3 separate regions of the Homo sapiens genome follow, and all the other regions are linked to region 2. Evidence: chromatin contacts called from ENCODE Hi-C or POLR2A ChIA-PET data. All regions are on one chromosome and are shown on one strand. Each heading gives the region's core, a stretch centred on a gene start or an enhancer-like site at or near the end of the contact. The rest is flanking DNA. Distances are from core to core; before and after follow the strand shown. Region 1 has its middle 28 kb from the start of TNFSF8. Region 2 overlaps DELEC1 (deleted in esophageal cancer 1). Region 3 has its middle 60 kb from the start of TNFSF8.

The links. Hi-C counts contacts between places; a loop is a spot of excess contacts on that map. ChIA-PET counts read pairs that join two places held with the same protein, here RNA polymerase II (POLR2A). Pooled maps may share reads with other maps.
Region 1: a pooled map shows a loop between it and region 2 (11-fold over the local background). The contact joins two enhancer-like sites. A Hi-C loop is called at or near these places in 1 of 168 maps with a recorded cell type or tissue (Caco-2), 1 of 37 single-sample maps with no recorded cell type and 6 of 50 pooled maps. POLR2A ChIA-PET finds 5 or more read pairs at or near these places in 1 of 52 experiments (activated T-cell).
Region 3: a loop to region 2 is called in a pooled map, with 16 times the contacts of the local background. The contact joins two enhancer-like sites. A Hi-C loop is called at or near these places in 2 of 37 single-sample maps with no recorded cell type and 9 of 50 pooled maps. POLR2A ChIA-PET finds 5 or more read pairs at or near these places in 1 of 52 experiments (activated CD4-positive, alpha-beta T cell).

Annotation. Positions count from the first base shown.
Region 1 is chr9:114,956,194-114,960,591 of GRCh38, reverse strand. No RefSeq gene overlaps it. Among named protein-coding and RNA genes, the nearest start is that of TNFSF8, 28 kb to the right of the region's middle. Within about 2 kb of position 1,916, at least 12 of the 41 ENCODE cell types and tissues checked have a DNase peak (open chromatin) inside an H3K27ac peak, as active enhancers do.
Region 2 is chr9:115,203,706-115,208,736 of GRCh38, reverse strand. All of the region lies in intron 1 of DELEC1 (deleted in esophageal cancer 1), which reads right to left. Among named protein-coding and RNA genes, the nearest start is that of DELEC1, 64 kb to the right of the region's middle. Within about 2 kb of position 1,511, at least 2 of the 41 ENCODE cell types and tissues checked have a DNase peak (open chromatin) inside an H3K27ac peak, as active enhancers do.
Region 3 is chr9:114,988,460-114,993,233 of GRCh38, reverse strand. No RefSeq gene overlaps it. Among named protein-coding and RNA genes, the nearest start is that of TNFSF8, 60 kb to the right of the region's middle. Within about 2 kb of position 3,298, at least 2 of the 41 ENCODE cell types and tissues checked have a DNase peak (open chromatin) inside an H3K27ac peak, as active enhancers do.

The sequences.
Region 1 (4,398 bases), core at 667-3,166, 250 kb after region 2:
GAGTGGTCTTTGTTAAAAAATGATTACTTTCCATTTCTATTTTAATCTTAGGGTTTTACTTGCTTTCTCTACATCCTGTATATGAGTGTCTGTGCTAAGAGAGTGAAACCAGATCTAGAATATCGTCACCATTTGGTACCCTTGGTGCTACTCATAATTACAGGCTTGACAACAGCTTTGCACTGCAGGTGTTGCTGATGGCCTTCCAAAGAGCTTTGGAAGTTAATGCTTTAGAGTTAATCTCAGGAGTTAATGCTTTAGGGTCTTTTAACCAAGAGGTAATCTACGATAAAGATAGTCAATCGCCCACCCTTGGTTTGATTTCTTCCAACCTTAGGAAATACAGAGGGGAATGCACCCCAAAGCAAAGTTTCAACATTGATACTTAAGCTACTGTGATTCAGAAAAGTTTTCAAAAAGTTTCAACAGAAATGTTGAAAAGTCAGTAATAGTACATAACCCATTTTTTTCCACAGAGACACGTTCTCTCAACCCCATCCAACTTTCCCAGAGTGCCTCTAAGACTCTAATAAACTAAAGATCCCGTACCTTGAAATGAAAATCATGGTTTCAATTTTAGGGTCTATCATGTGCCTAGCAACATACAAAGCTTTTATGTGTATTATTCACAATTTGCCTAAACTTTATGTTTCTGTGTTTTATCCTCCTTTTAAATACGAAGTGAGGACTCAGGTTAAACAGCTTGACCAAGGCCACACAACTAGTAAATCAGGATTAAACCCATATCTATCTGCCTGTAACATCCGTGCTCTTAACTACCCACCACACTGTCTTAGCATAGAATTGCCTCCTCTATGAAGACTTTCCACCACCCCAAATCCAAGTCAGTCACTTATTATTCTCTGCTGCTATTTGTTTACTTGTCTGTCTCTCCTGCAAGACTATGAGCTCTGGGAAAGCAAGGTTGGCTTGATTTCTTGCCTTGCTAGCACCTAGGAAAGGGCCAAACACAAAGGATATATTGAGTAGTTGTTTATTAAATCAAACAGTAATGAAAGGGGGGCAGATAAATGAATGGATGAATAGATGGGTTTCAAAGAGAAGTTACAGCAGCAAATACATAACTCTAGCACCCATAGATCAAGTATTAATTAGGGGAAAACCAAAAATATTTATCTGCAAACAATGGCACCTACATCCACTGTCTCTTACCTTTGCCATGTCTTTCATATCTCTGCCAATTTTGTATGTTTGCTACCTCCCCTTTTTTCCTTCCCTTCCTTTTCCCTCTCTCCCTTCCCTTTAAATACCTGTAATATAGAACTGAAATCATACGTGTAATATTTTCGTTTGTTGTAATTTATGATTCAGATATAAATAATGTTTCCTCATTCTTAATTTCAAAATCCAGTGCATGGAACATTTTTGTAATGTCTAAAAATAAGATCCAAAACACAAACACCCACAATTGTCTCTCCTGATTTAACAACATACAGTAAATTGATATTTTTTCTTTTTTCTTTGGTGAGTCAGTGACCGCCAAAAGAAAAAAAAAATTATCCAATCTTGTTCAATGATAGGAAGTAAGAAGATTTCAGCACCTACTAAGTGCCAGTTGTGTGTGTGTGTCTGTGTGTGTGTGTGTGTGTGTGTGTGTGTGTGTGTCGTCCATCTTCTTATTTGCATTTATAGGGAGACAACTAAGGCTCAGAGGTTATGTAACTGTCCCACTGTTACCCAGGAAGGAAGAGGAGAAAGTAGGATTCAAACTCAGGATCCATGATTAGTTCTCTCGCATGAAATTAAAGACATCATATGGTAGAACAAACAAAGAGAAAATTTGCCTAGTTGAAAACAAAAACCTAGGATTAAGGAACGCTTTTTCAAGGAGAGCACCAAGGTTACTAGAACACCGTTTTGTAATCATGGGTGTAGAGCTTGCATGCTGACATTTCCTATGATTCAGCTCTGCCGTCCTACTCGGCTCTTTACGAAATTAAACCACATTTTAGAAAAGGAAACAATATCAGACTGATAATAATTTCTGTTTAAAATCAGATAATTTAAAACAAAGGTGAAAACCAGTGGAATGACATAGATTTTTATCTCACCTGCTAGTCACAGAAATGTTGAGTGTGAAAAACTTTGAATTCCAAATTCCAAAAATAAAACTTTCTTTGCTGGCTCTGGAGGTTTCTCATATTGTTTCACAACCTACATGCCCACGCCCCCACTCTCATGGCATCTGCTTCCTCTTCCTCCCCCAGCCCATGCCATGAACCCGAAGGCATGCGACAGGGAGGGGGTCTAGGGCAGAGAAGAGCCCAGGAGCCCTTCCCTGCAAGGGCACTTCTGAAAATCCCCAAACACCACTTCACCAAAATTCTCTCAGGCTGCTCTGGGCTGAGCAAGAGTGGAAGAAACCAGGCAGGATGTCAGCCGTGCTTATGTTCTCAGAATTGCTACTTGGCCACAGTTTTCTCTGGCTTGAACCATAGCAGTGGGCAGAATGGAAAGTGTATGAAAAGAAAGTGCAACTGATGGTCTTGGAGAAGTCCTCAGAGTGAAAGCAGGAGGCGCCTGTGGGAGACTTCAGCCCTCGCTAAAGCCAAATGGGCCTAGCCAAGCTGCCTGGCCCAAGGTACCAGTTCCTACCCTCCTGTCCAGATTTTAGGGCATTCTTGGAGCATCAGTATTCTCCCCTCATACCTCATTAGCTTTCGATTGCATTTTGCACCTTCATTCTTAAGAAGTCATTTGCCTTGTTAAATGTGAGTATTCCCCAAGGCCAGTGCTAAGTCTCTGTTCTTCTGGCTGCATCTCAACAAAGTTGTAGAGTCAGAACACTATTGTGGTTGAACATGAGGCATGAGTTTAGCCAGATCTGACTTCCAGTGTGGGCCCTGCCAATTATCAGTTTTATGACCTTAAGCAAGTAATCATCTTTCTTCATGTCATTCTCTTCTTGAATTACTCTGCGAGAACAACTCTCTAACCTGTTTTCATTTCCCACCTCTAATATAGCCAACTGCCTGCTAAACATTTCCACTTGGACGTTCCTTTATTGCCTCAAGTATGACAAATGAAAACCATTATCTATTCTTCCCCATCCCCCCAAAATCTTTCATATTCTTTCTTTCTGCTAAGACAACCATCATGTTTTGTTCTATTTTGCTTTTGAGATGGGGTTTCACTCTGCTGTCCAGGCTGGAGTGCAGTGGTGTGATCACTGCTCACTGCAGCCTCCACCTCCCCAGGCTCAAGTGACTTTGCCACCTCAGCCTCCCAAGTAGCTGGGACTGCAGGCACCTGCCACCATGTCCTTAACCAGTATTTTTTGTAGAGATAGGATTTCACCATGTTGCCCAGGCTGGTCTCTAACTCCTGGGCTCAGGCAATCTGCCCACCTTGGCCTCCCAAAGAGCTGGGAGTACAGGTGTCAGCCACCATGCCTGGATGGAAGCGTTTTTGAGAATCACCTTTAACCTCCTATATTAAATCAGAACCAAAGTCCTATTGATTTTTCTTCTCTAAACTTTCTGCAGTCCCACTCTTCCTTTCTCAAAAGCTCTCGTCGGTTCATAGCATCTTATTTCCTACATGTGTACCCTTTTCAAACTAGCCTTCATACCACAACCAGAAAAGTTATTTCTGAAATTGCTTTGATCAAAATACCCTACCATCACCACCTCTCCCACCACTGAAAAAATACTAACAAGCTCCCAACCAGGAAAAAATTCACTCTCCTTGCCCTGAGTACTCAAGGCTCTTCATAAAACAGGATCAGTGTCTCCCAGCATCGTCTCCTTGGGCTCCCACCTGAGGCCTCTTCCTCAAACCATTTCACTCAATATGTAGTCCCTCATTTGTCAAATATGTGTAGAATACCCACTTGGAGCCAGGTGTGATGGATACAGTGGGTGAATAAACAGACACAGCCTCTTCCTAGCAGGAAAGCAGACAGGCTTTAGACCACTAAACACATACATAGGCTGGGTGTGGTTGCTCATGCCTGTAATCCCAGCATTCTGGGAGGCCAAGGCAGGCCAGATTACTTGAGGTTAGGAGTTCGAGACAGCCTGGCCAACATGGCAAAGTCCCGTTTCTACTAAAAATACAAAAATTATTCAGGTGTGGTGGTGGGTGCCTGTAGTCTCAGCTACTTGGGAGGTTAAGGCATGAGAACTGCTTGAACCTGGGAACTGGATGTTGCAGTGAGCCAAGATTGCACTACCGCACTCCAGCCAGGGTGACAGAGTGAGACTTCATTTCAAAAAAAAGAAAAAACACATACATAGAGACAAATTGTGAACTTTGGTTAAACACAACAGATAGGTCATAAGCAGTTATATCTTTTTCTTCTCCCAATAAAATGAACCAAAAATTATTTTAAGGTATAAATGAACAACAAATTTTAATCAAATTTTGAAAGACAGG
Region 2 (5,031 bases), core at 262-2,761:
GTTTTGCTGAGGTTAGCTATAAGGAATTTGTGGTTTGAATCAAAGGACTTCAGTTTTATGAGGTTTGAGGGCCTTTTTCAAAAGGAAAACCAGATGTATCATTGGAAAGCTCATGCAAAGAGGGCTATCTTCTGCAAATGCTGCTTTGAGTCTAATTCTGTTAGACTGGGTAGGGATTCAGTAGGGAGAGACCCTGGGGTGTTTTTTAAAACCCATTTGTTCCTATCTTGTGGACCTTCAGTGATGTTCTCAAATGGGTCACGAGGCTGGTATTTTATAAGCAATATGATCCACAGCCATGAGGAGAGGAATGATTCTAATATAGTCCAGAAAACAGTAGGGCTTTCCACCTCAAAACTTTACTTTAAATCTTTGAAAAGAACTAGGTTTTCTACCCCAGGAGTCCAGCATCTCCTGACCCAGGGTTCTCCTAGCACAGTCAACAGGAATGAATGCCTTCCCTAAGCCCCTCGTGGTCACTTGATCCTCTGGCTCTTGGTTTACTTTTCCCTCTTCCTTAAACTGTTCATTTTCAAGTAACATGGGGAAAGTCACATCAGTCTTATTGAGTATCCCTAAAAAGTGGAGGCAGGAGAATGGACTTGACGATAGAAGAATTTATTCTTGGTCACTAAGTGTGCTCAGCTGGCTATGTCTACCTCCATACCTCCATACCTCCTCTGGAAGTAAAGAAGTACCCTGGAAGTAAAGAAGACTCATGAGGTAATAAAAAACAGTAAGTAAAATTGCTTTGCCACCTAGACTGCAAAGACGATGAATTCCCTAGTGTGTTTATCAAAATTAACTGACAGGTCTTATGAAAAGACTGACTTATTTAATATATAAGGAAAAAACATCACAAGATTCAACAATATAAATGCATATAATAGGCTGGGTTCCTGTTATAAGATATGGCACCTTGCATTTTCCATACACTAATTATCTAACTAAGTTATTATAAGTTAGACATTATCTTTATTTCACATATGAGGAAATAAAAGTCCAGGGACTCAAGTGATACACTCAAGTCTAGGTTTGAATCTCTCAGTCTGTGTTTTTGTCATTTCCCCGACATTTGCATATATGTGGTTTGCTTAGCACTGATGGTTTGAGAAATAATTTTAGCTGGTGCATGGAAAAATACATTTCCATTTTAATGAGTATGTATGAATAGTATGTGCATCCAAATATCCAGGCATATCAGAGTTGTGGTTTTGTGAAACTAATTGTTTAGGATGAAGCTACTTTTACTGGAGTCTATTTAAAGAAAAATATTCAGAAATTGAAACATTAAAAAGACAGGTTTGGAAAAAGTTGTTAAGAATGAGTGAAATGTGGGAAACTCTGTTCTGGGCCAGACTGCTCTCTGTGTTTTATAACGAATGGCTGCAGGCTACAGGAAGCAAGATTTCTCAGAAAGCCTTAGTCAATGTGTCGGTCACCTCCCCTGGTATTTGCCAGCTCCTGCTGACACCACCATCCCCTAGCTGAAAGTCCCTGCAGCTAGAAATCTAGAAAGAAGCCCTTCTCCTAATCTCATTAGCCAAGTCTTGGTGATTTTAGTTCTTCAGCAGCCATTCCTCCCCAGTGTCCTGATTGCCCCTAATGCTTACATTCACATTCCCCACAACATTCTCACAACAGCATTCTCACATTCTCACAACAGCATCTTAACTGGCCTTCCTAACTCTAATCTCACAAGCTATCCTGGAAAATCCCCAGACAGCCATGTTACTTTCTGTGGTAGGCTGAAATGTCCTCCATCAAAGCCCAAATTCTAATCCCCAGAACTTGCAAATTTGTTACTTTACATGGCAAAAGGGACTTTGCCAATGTAATTAAATTAAGGATCTTGAGATGGGGAGATAGTCCTGGACTATCTGGGACAAAAGTTCTTGTGAGAGAGACACAGTAGAGTCAGGCAGACACGAAGATGTGGCAACGGAAGCAGAATTCGGAATATGCTTGGCCACCAGCCAGGGAATATGGAGAACCTCTAGAAGCTGAGAAAGGTACGGCTTCCCCAAAACCAGAGGAATGCAATCTGCCTACCATGTTACACATCTGATCTCCAGAACTGTGAGTCTGTGTTGTTTCAGACCACTAAGTTTCATGTTGTGCGGCAGCAATAGAAAATGAATGCACTCTCCTGTCCAAAGCCCCTCTTTTTTCTTGCCCAAAATCCAGCTTCTTAATCATTAAGTCACTCTTCACAATGGAGCCTCCCAACTTTCCAGCCTTATTTCTTGACCTCCAACCCCAAAATTAATATCAATAGCTAATATTTATTTTGTACTTAACTATATGCCAAACACTAAACCAAAATGTGTATATATATATAAAACATATATATTACATATATTTGTTAACTCATTAAATTCTGACAATAACATACAAGATAGGAATTATTATTGTCCTCCTTCTTACAGATGAGGAAACTTGAAAAAGGTACACAACTTACTTAAGGTCCAGAATTAATAGTAGTAAGGGAAAGATGTAAATTCATACCAGTTTGATTTCAGCATCTCTGTTATTAAACAGTATGTTATATCTCAACCTTGGAGTTTTCAGACAACATCCCTACTCTTTCGTATTCCTAGAAACACTGTAGAGAAGAATGAAGCCATGATATAGAATCAAGAGAAACTGAGTAAAATAGAGGAGTAGGGACTCTGAAGAAGAGGGGCTTTAGGAATATTAGAAGCAAAGTGAGATGGCTCAAAGCTGATGAGGACTGGGTGAGCCAACATTAGACATATGCTGGATTATTTCCTTTATAGGGCCCTGGACATACTTGTTGGGCCAGGAGAAAAATATTAAAGGGGAGGTATGGAGGTAGACATAGCCAGCTGAGCACGCTTAGTGCCCAAGAATAAATTTTTCTATCATCAAGTCCATTCTTCTGCCTCCATTTTTTAGGGATACTCAGTAAGACTGGTGTGACTTTCCCCATGTTACTTGAAAATGAACAGCTTAAGGAAGAGGGAAAAGTAAACCAAGAGCCAGAGGATGCCATATGGTGTGGTGATGATCAGGACTAACTCACAAACCAGACAACCTGGGATTAGTACCAGAGCTGAGTTTTTCATTCCCATTTTTCTTGGTTCTAAAACTCATGTTCTTATCCTAATTCCATGAATATTTAACAGACAAAACATGTTAACTCAGCTAACCAGAATGAAATGGATAGAAACTTCCTCTTACCTATCTTAGCTCTATAGAAAATCAGAATAAAAAATCTGATCTGGCTATTTGAGGACACAAGAATGATGAGCAGAGTTTTAAGTCTGTGAAGGATACAGTCCAAACCAGGTTCATATCGTGGTTCACTCTGCATATCTAAACAAGTTTACCCAACCTTGGGTATGACTCATTTGCTGAAGGAGACATATATCTACCTCTGACTCAATAGAAAAGAAGTAACTCTAAGACAGTAATTTCCTTAATTGGGCAAAGCCTAGGTCATTTGAAAGGGAAAGCATTCCCCAGCCTCATGGTTATCACCAGCCTCAGTCTCATATCTTCAGTGTCTTCCCTATATCTTTGTCCATCTTCCACAGAGTTATTAAAGTGATCTCTTTAATATGAAAATACTTACTGATAACTTGCCTCAATATCCATCCTTCAGTTCTAGCAGAAAACCACAAAGCCTGATTTTTTATATGGGCTCTTGACCATCCAGAGCAAAGACTGTATTTCCCAACCTTTAATGCAGCTGAGTGTAGACATGTAACTAAGTTCTGATGTATAAGATAAAAGCAGAAGTGTCTTGTGCAAGCTTCTGAGGACCTTCCTTAAAAGAACACTGGTACCTCTGTGTAACTCTCTTCTTATTTACCATTGTTTCCACCTTGTTGCCCTGATTATAGGTTTAGAATGTGAGTCTGAAGGTCACATACGGGGATGGTTGAAAAAATATTGAATTCCTAAACAGCCATCATATTAATCCTCGACTATGTAACGCCAGACTTTTAGATGAAAAACAAACTCCTACTGTTTTTAGGCCAGTATTAATTTAGAGTTTCACATTACTAACAATCAAATCCAATCCTAAACAATACGTCCATCATGCGTTTTTTGTTTAAAACCAATCCATGGTTTCCAATTGCCCTCAGAGAACAATTCTAACTCCCTTAGTAAAACCTATAAGGTCCTTGTAACCTGTATATTTAATATCATCTTTTTAGCTTCCCTGCTTATATTTTAACAAATTAACAATACCTAATGACCTGTATTTCCCTAAGTATTCCACAATTCCATAATTTGTTCTGTTTTCACTTCTCTAAACAGACTGTCAACTTCTGCTTTGAATTCCATCCTCACCTATTTGATAGAAAAGTGTCACCTCTTCTGACAAACCATCTCTTACCCTTTAGACAAACTGATGCACTCCTTTTACTCTATTCCAATTATACCTGATCAATCATCCATTTAACAATTGCTTCAACATAAATGAGGGGTTTGTTTGTATTTCCAACTCCACCACTACACTGTTTTCTTAATAGAATAATGTCATGCTCAACTTTGAAACCACATATACTGCCAGACACATAATAAATGCTCAATAAATTCTTTTAAGTGAATAAATAATATTAATCATGCAGCCATCTTATATTGTCAATCAGATGCCTCAGTATAACTTCGTTGATTCTTTAAACTATGTCTTTGGAACTTGTCTTGATGTGAATTCAGGCTGTGCCATCTAAAAGCTGTGTCCTTAGGCAACCCTCTTTCCATTTCTGAGTATCAGCTTCTTCTTCTTTAAAATAGAAGACCTACTTCATGGTACGTTAGGGCTATTAATGCAATTAAGTACATAGAACATCTAGGCTAACCTAATATTAACCCACAATCAATGGCATCATCATTTTTATCCTTTAGGAAAGTTCACATGGCTTAGAAAAGTCAATCCAAAACTGCCAGGATTTAAAACATAAGAGATGCAAGGACTCCACATGAAGAAGCTCAAGGGAAAGCCAGTGTCATAGGCAGCCTTACATAATGGAATGAGTACTGGCCTGGGCATTCTGA
Region 3 (4,774 bases), core at 2,049-4,548, 220 kb after region 2:
TCCGTCATTGACATAGGTCTTAAATGAAGGGTACAATTTCCCCAGGCGGGTTGGGGAAGAGAGTTTCAGGTGGACAGAATGCGTTGTAAAGGCATCCGGCCAGGCAAGCACAGAGCATGCTGGTGTGACCAGCAGGTTGATTCTGTTAGAACCTGGGGCATGTGAAGTTGAACAGAAAACAAACGGCATGAAAGGCAGCTCGCTGCATATGGAGGAAAGCAGGAGCCATCAGGCCAGCAGTTGTGCACACCACAGTGGGCACTGCAGACCATGGAAGGAGTTCAAGCAGAGGTGGACATGGCCAGAGAGGTTCTCCATCCTCCCCAGAGTTCCCTGTCAGTACCTGTGACTAAGGGGGTGGGGGGTCAAGAACACAGATTTTGAGCCAAACTTACTAAAGTTTGAGTCCAAACCCTGCCATAAATTAGCTGTAATCTTGGGCAAGGGGCTTACCCTCTTCAGTAATCCTTTGAACATTCCTGACACATAGTAAGCACGGTATTTGGTATGGGTTAACAGTGGTGATGATGAAGATTATAACAGCAAAGGAAGAGGAGGGGGTAGAAAGAGGATAATGAAAAGAAAAAGGCCAGGCGCAGTGGCTCACGCCTGTAATTCCAGCATTTTGGGAGGCCGAGGCGGGCCGATCACCTGAGGTCGGGAGTTTGAGACCAGGCTGACCAACATAGAGAAACCCCATCTCTACTAAAAATACAAAATTAGCTGGGCATAGTGGCACATCCCTGTAATCCCAGCTACTCAGGAGGCTGAGGCAGGAGAATCACTTGAACCTGGGAGGCGGATGGAAGTCGCAGTGAGCCGAGATCACATCATTGCACTCCAGCCTGGGCAACAAGAGTGAAACTCCATCTCAAAAAAAAAAAAAGAGAGAAAATAAAAAAGAAGAGGCAGAGGAAGAAGAGGAGAGGAGAAGAGGAGGAAGGGGGGGAGGAGGAGGAGGAGGAAGAAGAAGAAGAAGAACGCAGCAGCAGCATTTGTTGTAATATAGAGGGAAAGGTGGCTCCAGGAGTCAAAACTTCCTGAAAAATAAGAAGTCACTAACTCCATCAGCTAGTAGGATTCTAAGAGGTCTAGAGACATGGTCAGGAGCCCCTCCACGGCCAAGACCCGCTTCTGCTTTTCTGTCTTATAATAGTGCCAGCACCCTGCTGGGCCTGCCAAAACCAACAACAATAAACATGTATTTAGAAACCACATGTGCTAATCACCATACTAGTTGCTAGAGACTTTAAAATGAATTAGACCCAGCCTCTGCTTTCAAGGATCTTACAGTCTACTAGATGGGGGTGGGACGGGGGGACAGACTCATAGGCGACCACGGAAAAGGGAAAAGCCAACCGACCTGAGCACCAGGTTGAGCTTTGAGTGAAGAGCTGGGTGCTCAGGGGTAAAGAAGGTACTTCTGACTGGAGGCATCTAGGAAGAGGGAGCAGAGGCTTCAGCTCCTTGGATCTGAAAGAAAGCTCAAAAAAAAAAAAACCAAAAAAACAAAAACAAAAAAACAAACAAACAAACAAAAAACACAGAGTCTGCGTCTGAAAAGAACAGGAATCAAGCAGTTCCAGGGTTCTAAGAAGCAGAAAATGAAGGCATAATTCTGACCATTCCTTGAAATGAATGTACTCCCACTGTTTTGCTAGCTTTGTCTCTTCTGCTTAGGATTCAAAATCCTGAAGGTTCATTCTTTGGGTTTGAGAAGGTAAACCATCAGGAATTTCCATCTGGGAGCACGTTCATTTCCCAAAAGTAATTTCAGTCGGTGTTGCCAAGAGCAGGAAAAAGATAAAGGTGATGAAAAGGAAATGAAGGAAATAAATGTCAACTAGAGCCTTGGCAGACAGAGCTGGTTTCCACCCAGTCTCCTCTGATTTGGTTCAAAAAGGCAAAATACTCGATTTAAAATTCCTCCTACCAACCCTGCACACACACACACACACACACGCACACAAAACATGCACGTGCACACGCCAACATCCTTGAAAATAGAAGTAGTTGTAAGATCCAGTTCTGCCCGGTGAGTTGTAGGTAATATTCAATGAGTAGAGGTCATGGTTAACTTCTCTGAAACGAAATGTCCCCTCTGGCTTTTGGTCCTGCCCTTCTTTGCACCGGAAAATAATTGTGATGGCTGGAGGAGCAGCACCCATCTTATGACCTGAGGCTGAAGGATATACTCTAGGGTTGGGGTTGGATGACTTTGTAAAAGGAGGGAGACTAAGTCCTCAATGACTTTGTAAAATTATTTACTTTTTAGTAGAGACACTGAAACTCAAGCAGCCTAATTCCAGGACCCACATTACAATTAGTTTGATGAGTGTTGGTAGCAGGAGGTTTGGGGGTCTCCTTCCATTGATACTCAGCTCAAATGGCCCTATGCAGGAAACCTTGCCTAATTCCCAGGATAAATCAGGATTCCTTCATTTTATAGGTTCATGGCTCACCATCATTTTCCCTCTGGCAAGTTACCACAGTTATTTGTGTCACTATTTGTATGATGCCTGCATCTACTACCAGACTCTAAGCCTTGCAAGATATAGATATAGATCTAAAACTAGATCCATATCTCCGTCTCCACTGATCTATCTATCTATCCCTGTCTATCTACCAACCTACCTATATAAAGCCTTTGTATTCCTGATGCCCAGCACAGTGCCTTGCATAACATAGGTCCTCCAATGTTTGCCAAGAAAATGAATGAATGAATGAATGAAAGCCATGAGTTGAAACCACATCTTCAGAATCCTCCATCATTTCTACCAAGAAAAACAAGATGTGAACAAACAAATTTAGGATTTCTCAGTTTTTTATAAGAACACAGACACCCTTGAAGATTCAAGGGCTGATTGTTCAATATGATGGCCCTTCAGGGACTTCCTCTGGGCATCGCATGGCTTCTCAGGATGCACAAAGATTACAAGGGCAGGTCTGGTTTCCTCTTTAGGAGAGATTGAGTGAAAGAAGAAGCTGGTCCTACCTGAAGTCTGGGGATCATGTGTGTGTGATTATCAAGATTCATGCTCTGTGCCACTCCCCTGAGAGACCCCCAGGCTGTCCCCCCATCACCCTAACCTCTGATCAGTCTCCAGGGTCAGTGACAGAAAGCAACAAGCCTTTCCACGGTTCTGAATTTGAGCTGCTTGTGCATTGAGCACTGTCAGAGCCACATCAAAGGCTAAGGTTGGGTTGCCAGGTCTACACTGAAAGTCCTCAGGAGCCACAGCTCGGGAGGCAGGGGCTCTGGAGGCGCCCCCAGCTCCCTGGGGGACCAGGTACTTTCCTGAAGAGAACACATCACTCAGCTCTTCCTGTGCTTTTACTGTAAACTCTTGGTTTATGATGCACCTAAGAGGAAGGACAGAGGGGAAAGAGAGAGACAGAGACAGAAAGACAGGGGAGGTTGACTTGAAAGAAGCACAGTAAACAGCAACTGATTCTTACATGTTCAGAGCTGGGAGTGGCAGTCCCCACTGAGAGGCAGAGACTGAGGCCCAGAGAGGGAAAAGTGGCTTGCTCATGCCCAGGAAGCTGAGAGAGGAGAGAGGCAAACCCAGGCCTCTTTAGCTGGTTCTCTTTCCACCACATCTACATAGTCACTCTTCCTGAGAACCCTCTAGGATCCAGAAATGAATTGAGCTCTCTTTGATAAGAGAGGACCCCAAGAAGGAGCAGGGGAACGGCAATTATAGGTACCAAGAGCCAAGTATGCTCATGGCACAATGGCGGACTCAAGTGTCATCCCTTCCAGCATGTGATAGTCACTGCATCTCAGAAAATACGTAAATGAAAAAAGCCAAGGCCTCTGCCCTCACTGAACTCCCAGTCTACTGGGAGAGTCAGACATGCGCCCAGCAACATCCAATACCTGGCAACCTTGGAGAAGGGTTAGCAGTGCACAGAGGAAGGATTTGATGGTCAAGATGGGAGAGGTGCAATGGGAATCAGCAAAGGCGTTCTGGCCTTCGGGGTGAGTATGTGTTCATTGGTGGAAGAAAGGTCACCACAAGCAGAGGGACATAGGTAGCAAAGGCCTCAAAGTGGGGAAATACGTGGTGTAATCCTGGTGAGTCACCCTGTGACTGAGGCTTAGCTTTTTCATAAGGGACAGTTGCAGAGAGCTGACTAGGAAGGTAATTTAAACCATTGATGAAAACCCCAAAGCCGGAAGCCTGGCTTTGTGAATGTCTTAGTGCCCAGTGCAGGGCTAAGCACCAGAGACCCATGCTCTGGATGAATGATAGTGGGGCCTGATCATTGCCTACCTGGGGGCTTAATGAAGTGTAAAACCATGTTCACATCTCCTACCACCTGGGAGTTTGTGCCAAAAAAAACCCTAAAGACCACTTACAAAGCAGTACCTATCAAATACTGGATATTCTGAAGCACAGAAATCCTGTGGTAGACATGAGGATGAGTGGTCAACATAACCCCATCACCCATCTAAAAGCTTTATGAAATGGCTTACAATTAATTCTTCCAGAGAATAAAGAGACAAGAGACCTGAGACACAGTGACAAGCACATGGCAAAATGGATGACAACTAAGTCTACCATCGTGCCTATGTATGTTTGGCTTTATTTATTTATTTATTTGAGACGGAGTCTCCCTCTGTTGCCCAGTCTGGAGTGCAGTGGCGTGATCTCGGCTCACTGCAACCTCCACCTCCCGGGTTCAAGTGATTCCCTTGCCTCAGACTCGGAGGAGCTGGGACTACAGGTGCCTGCACCACCTGTACCGGCTAATTTTTGTATTTTTA